Linked DNA regions of Homo sapiens: region 2 is linked to region 1. A link is an interaction called in ENCODE POLR2A ChIA-PET data of the cell type or tissue named here. Cell type or tissue: MCF 10A. All regions are shown on one strand. Links, peaks and the distances in the headings refer to the core of each region. The heading gives the core; the rest is flanking DNA.

The links. ChIA-PET counts read pairs that join two places held together with the same protein. Peaks named below come from ENCODE experiments on the same cell type or tissue, not always from the same donor. Only the 100,000 strongest peaks of a DNase experiment are listed, where the experiment ranks them.
Region 2: POLR2A ChIA-PET joins it to region 1 with 6 read pairs; 3 of 35 experiments call an interaction of 5 or more read pairs at or near these places.

What each region holds. Positions count from the first base shown.
Region 1 is chr5:151,618,313-151,621,225 of GRCh38, forward strand. No RefSeq gene overlaps it. Among named protein-coding and RNA genes, the nearest start is that of FAT2, 28 kb to the left of the region's middle. RefSeq lists enhancers at 1,097-1,775, 1,776-2,452. In MCF 10A, for the core only: no CTCF peak of the experiment used is centred there; DNase peaks (open chromatin) are centred at 799, 1,619 and 2,339.
Region 2 is chr5:151,548,619-151,551,523 of GRCh38, forward strand. It overlaps FAT2 (FAT atypical cadherin 2), which reads right to left. Exons shown (of 24, transcript NM_001447.3): 7 at 2,849-2,905; 8 at 1,972-2,253; 9 at 677-887. It also overlaps a transcript of SLC36A1 not described here. Among named protein-coding and RNA genes, the nearest start is that of MIR6499, 28 kb to the left of the region's middle. In MCF 10A, for the core only: no CTCF peak of the experiment used is centred there; a DNase peak (open chromatin) is centred at 1,753.

The DNA of each region.
Region 1 (2,913 bases), core at 99-2,598:
CTGCAGTTCTTTTGGCTTCTGCCTCATAAACACAATATTGCTGCTGAAGCTCCAGACATCACACTCACTTTCAAGGCAGGGGAAAGGAGATGGGGTGATGCTGGCTATGTCTACATTCCCAGAAGCCCCATATGTTTTCTTTCCTAGCTGATTGCTCCTATGTTTCACAGTCTAGAACTAGGTCACACGGCCACCACCAGCTGCAAAGAATCATGAAAAACAAGAAACAGGGATGTCGTGATTAACTTTCACCACCATTCCATCTCTCCTGGGACTTAACACATTGTCTCTCCCTGCTCTCATTTCCCAACCAGGGTTTTTTTAGTGAGAAGGAGAAATGGATATTGGGTCAGTAACTAACATTGTTTGCCCAGTAATTATTATTTTTCTTTTTTTTTTTTGTCTTAATAAGGAATTTGATTGCAAGTGACAGAAACCCAAATCAGACTTGCTTAAGCAAAAATAAGGAAATGGATAGAAAGAAAAAGGGACCAAAGAAGAAAAGGAGACAATAAAAGAAATGAATTGACTCATATCCAGGGAGAGTTTGTCCTTAGGTCTAAGTATGAGGCCAAATGAGCAAACAGCGTTGTCAAGAGATCACCCTTCTCTGCTTTTTGGCTATTTTCCTTTGCATTTACTTAATTATCAGGTAGTTTCTCCTCACCTGGTGGTCCCTGGGAGCTCTAAGTTCACATTCTCCGAGGCTATTGTTCAGCTGAGAAAAGAGTGAGTCATTTCTCTCTGTCACTCAAGCAAAAGTCCCAGGATGAATATTGATTGTCTGTGATTGGGACACAAGCCCAACCCTGAGCCAATCACAGTGACCACAGGGAACTCATGCTCTGATTGGCAAAGCCAAGTCTCACACCCAACTCTGGAGCATAGGTTGGGTCCGTTGCCCCCAACCACTGGTTAAGCTTAAAGACTAAAGTAGACTGAACCCCTCCTGAAAATCAGGGGCAGAACCAGAGGGAGGGGAAATGGATGCAGAGCACATGTAGAGCTTTGCAGTCTTCAAAGTACATTATTCCACACAGACACCTATGAATTAGGGAAAGCAGGGATTCTGGCCCCATTTTGCAGTGGCAAAACTGTCTCAGAGAGGTGACATGATGTGTCCAGAGTCATTCAGCTCACAGGTAGTCAGAAAGAGTCCCCACGCCTCCAGGATCCTGGTGTTTCCCTGACACCACATCCTGAGATGACTGACAACTGGTCAACTCATGTATTGTCCAGGAGCCATGGAGCCATGTGACAAAGTAGCCTGAGGGACCCCCAAGAGACCACTGGTTCCACACTTTACCTCCATTGTTGTGTTAGAGCTTTATACCCTGTGAAGAGAGCAGGCCCAGAAATTGAGAAAACCTGCATTTGAATCCACCTAACTAGCTGCGAACCCAACAAATGTCTCTTTTCTGGGCCTCAGTTTCCCCACCTGCAAAAGGAGTTAGTTGGGCTCAGTGATACCTAAAGACACTTCTAGCTCCAGCTTGGCCACTGTCTCAGGTTCCAAGATTTCCCCACCCCTTGTGGTAGCTTCAGATTTCTTGCCTGGGGGAAGAGCCAGGGCAAGTTGCTGCAGTTCTGTTCTCTCCACACAGCAGAGTGGCGGCTCCCAGCCCAGAGTGGAGGCTTACCTAACCCCAGCAAGCTGAGCAAATCCCTGAGAACAAAAGGGGGAGAAGACCTGACAAGGGAGGGGAAGGAGTGAGTCTATTCCTTCCTTGCACAGCAACTTTAACCCCTTCCATGCCTCCCCAGCAGCAGGAGGGCAGGCAGGGTTTCCAGACAGGGGGTAATGAATGCATCTCAGGCATGCACGGGCTTCCAGGAACTGCTGTGCCACCAAAGCCAACTTTCCATAGGGGAGCCCTCCCTGGGAGCAGCCACAGCTGGAGATGCCATTTGTCCTTCATAGACCCAGACTCATGGCATCAAAGCCCCCCACCGCTCCACCCCCAACAAAAGCCAGAAGGGAGCTGCATTCCATCCTTCTGCCAGTCAGGAAGCTGAAGCCTAGAAATGGGGAGGAACTTGCCCAAGGTAACATAGCTTTCGACTCACAGGAAGGGGCCTCGACTAGGACAGTGCCAGACACAGAAATGAATAAAGTGTGTTCAATGACCGGAATCAAGGCCTCCCCACCTTGCGCTCCTTCCTCTGTGCATACTATATTGCCTTTTGGGATTCTTAAATCAAAGTTTCCATCCCCAAATTAGAAGCAGATTGTTGAGGCCTGTCCATAAATTCCTCACTTGAACCTGTAGTGACTAATTCTCTCGGGAGTGTGGGATCAAACCCACCATGGCTATTAAGAATTTAATATGAAGCCCCAGTGCCTGGGGCCGTGCTTTCTCATCAGCCCCGAAACAGGGCGAAGCCTGCATGTCAGGCGGGGCCAAGAATGCAAAGTCTGGAGTCCCTTTCCTGAGAAGCTTCCTGGGACAGCAGCCTTCCCTCTGGGGAAATTCTCAGGGGACCTTCTGAACAAGAAGTGTCTTTTTTCCTGCACCAGTCCTAATCATAGACAAAGTGGGAAGCCCCTTGGCAGAGAGAAGTCTGGATAAACACCACCTCCTGGCAATGTACCCTTGCCCCTAACATCTCCCACGTACAACTGACACTCCACCCTTCATGTACAACAGGCTCCCAGTCTCCAAAGGTCTTTGTGAACGCAGCGTGACCCACAGAAAAAGAAGCAGAGGTGGGGGGTGGTGGAGGAGGTTGGGGGAACAGATCCAGTCTATTGGTGAATTTTAAGCAATGAACATATTTTTGACCTGAGAAAGTGGTCAGAGTGCATCAAATTGAGAGCCTGGGCTCCTGCAGCCAGTGAGGGGGCAGAGGCCCAGGAAGAGGGCTCTGGGTGACCCGGGACAGCAGTGGGTGATGGGGCAAAGCTGTCTCACC
Region 2 (2,905 bases), core at 406-2,905, 69 kb before region 1:
TACAGGTGCATGTCACCATGCCAGGCTAATTTTTGTATTTTTAGTAGAGACGGAGTTTCACCATGTTGGCTAGGCGGGTCTCGAACTCCCAACCTCAGGTGATCCGCCCGCCTCGGCCTCCCAAAGTGCTAGGATTACAGGCGTGAGCCACCGCATCTGGCCAACATACATTTTCTCTTTTAATCTTTGCAATGACTTTCTGGCACAGGTAAGATTATTCCCGTTTTTGAGATGAAGAAACCCATAAAATAGATAAACCCATAAAATAGATACTAAATCACTGTGGAGCCTTATCAGAAAATAAAAATTACTTCTAAAACTATGCCATACACTTCATAAAGTGTTCTAAGATACATGCATGAAGTTATTACATTTTTAAATGTTGCATGGACTTCATAAATATCTTCTACATGTTTGGTCACTGGTGGGTTTATATAATATATATGCAAATTCTCCCACAGCATGAGTGGTCCTTACTCATATTGTAGTAATTATGTTATTACTACCTTTGGAAGTGCATTAATTTAGGTAGTCCCAGGGAATGCTCTAGAATTATTGTTTGCCAAGGCTTAATGAGCTTGGTACTTGATTAATTTGCGAATTCATGCCTCTAGTGCTTTCCTTTATTTCTAAAGCATCTTGACCCATCCTCTGAGCTCATGGCCAGGCCTCTCACCTTTCAGGAGGGAGTAGTGGACCTCAGCATTGACTCCCCGGTCAGCATCCATGGCTCGGACCTGCAGCAGCTCTGTGCCGGGGGCTATGGTGTCAGGAACACTTGCCTCATAATGGAGCTGAGTGAAGCGGGGTGGGTGGAGGTTTCCATCCTCCACATGAATGGTCACCCACACGAAGTTCCTCTTGATAGGTATTTCCTGGTCTCGGACCTATGGGCCCAAAGGGGGTAATTGGGTAAGCAGCAAATGGAATAGGAGGAGGCAGGGTTAGGGTAAGGTTAATGAACTAGAATGCCAATTTAAAATATGCCCAATTGTAACTAACTCCCCATATTCTTTTAAATGTTGTTCTAATCTATATGCTCTTTTTCTTCATTTATGTAAATGGATCAGTCAATGATTCCTAGGCTCAGCTGTTTTAATGGATAATTCTATTTTAGGAGAAAGACAGAAATAGGCAGAGAAGCAGTGTTTTCCAAATTACATCTCAGAGAATACTCATTCTTCAAGATGTTAACATGTCATGCAGGAAAAAAAAATTATATGGTCACATAAATTTGGGGAGCACTGAATTAAATGCAGTCAAACAGTTTTCTTTGTTGCAGGACTTCTCAGAGCCTTGAATACGTATTATATGCCCAGAGGATGATAAATTAGCACATAAGAACCCTGATCTTTAAGACAGGAGGCCAGGCTCCGATTCTGGTTCCATCATAAATAACTGTATGACAGTGAGGAAGTCTGTCTTTCTCTGTGGGTCTCAGGTGTAAGATGAGACAAATGGGCAGGGTCAGGGATAGAACTAGGGGGAAGCAAGTGAGGCAAGTAGGGTGCAAAATTTAAAGAGGCTCTGACTCTTGGGGTCATAAAAATGCAGGCACATGGCCCAGAGAGTGAGCCCTCCTTACATTTTGTGTCCTGCATGCCTTGCTGGCCTGACCCTAGTCCTTGCTCTCAGTGGGAGAGGCTCTGTGTCCCTTCCAGCTCTGACATTACATGAATCCACATTGTGTCATGAAGTCACTGAGCAGGGAGAGAGCTCTTGGGAAATATCTGGGGTGAGTCCAGAGAAAGCTGAGGTTGACAGGAGTTTCCTTGGCAGCCGTCCCATCTCTACCTTCACTTCCAGGCATCCCTTATGGAAGGTGCCCTTAGCCAGCTGTGAAATGTCACAACTCTGTCTCGTGCATGGTCCTTATGAGGGGAAGGGGGACCTTCAGCATGTCTCCAAGCATGTCCACCCCTACACATCTACATGCAAACGTATTCTCACCAGATTTTTCCATTTACTCACCATGACTGTCAGTGTGTGCTGGGAGGGCCCCGAGCCGAGGTCCAATTTTCCCACCGTTACCAGGACACCACTGCTTGGGTCCAGCTGGAAGAGGCTGGCACTTCCTGGGTCTTGGCTGCCATGTATGGTATAGATGAGGCTTTTGCCCTTGTCTTGATCTATGGCCTGGACTCGCAGGAGCTCTACCCCTGGCACGGTGTCCTGGGGAACTCTGACTTCATAACGAGTTTCCAGAAACTGGGGCCGATGGTGGTTAATGTTGGCAATCATGAAGATGTGGACCTAGGGAGGGAGATGAGGGAGAAGGTGCACTGCAAGCCCCAGGGGAACAGGGACTGGGTCTGTCTGGACCTCCCTGTATCACCCAGGCCTAGCACAGTGCCTGGCACTCAGCAATCACTTGATAAATATTTGTTGAATGAATGACAGTATTTCAAAATCAAAAGACCTTCAGATGCTGCACAGTCTAGTGTTTTTCAAAAACAAAAATTTTCTGGAAGGGCCTTTCCATCAAGTGAAATGTTGTGTGAAATCCAAATGTAAGAAACAGATAAAACACTGGCTGAAGCTAGAATAGAAATTCAGAGCCCCACTTACCCAACCATCATCCCCCTATACCCATAGTAGCCCCATTGTACTCTATCTTTAATTAAAACTGCTCATTTAAACAAGCTTCCAATTATAGACAGATCCAGAGTGGGAGAAAGAATTCTCCCAGGATCACAGAAGTAGAGAGTGTATTAGACAAGAACTTTGATTCTAAATTCAGTGTTCCTTGAGGAACACCACATCCACAGAAAACCTCTGTAGCCTCATCCCAACCAAGAAGGCCTTCCATCTCCTCTCAATACAGGGGTCCCCAGCCGAGGCCTCTAACCTGTGTGGCAATGGTGCGGGACCCATCTGTCACCTCAACAGTCAAGTTATAGTTCGA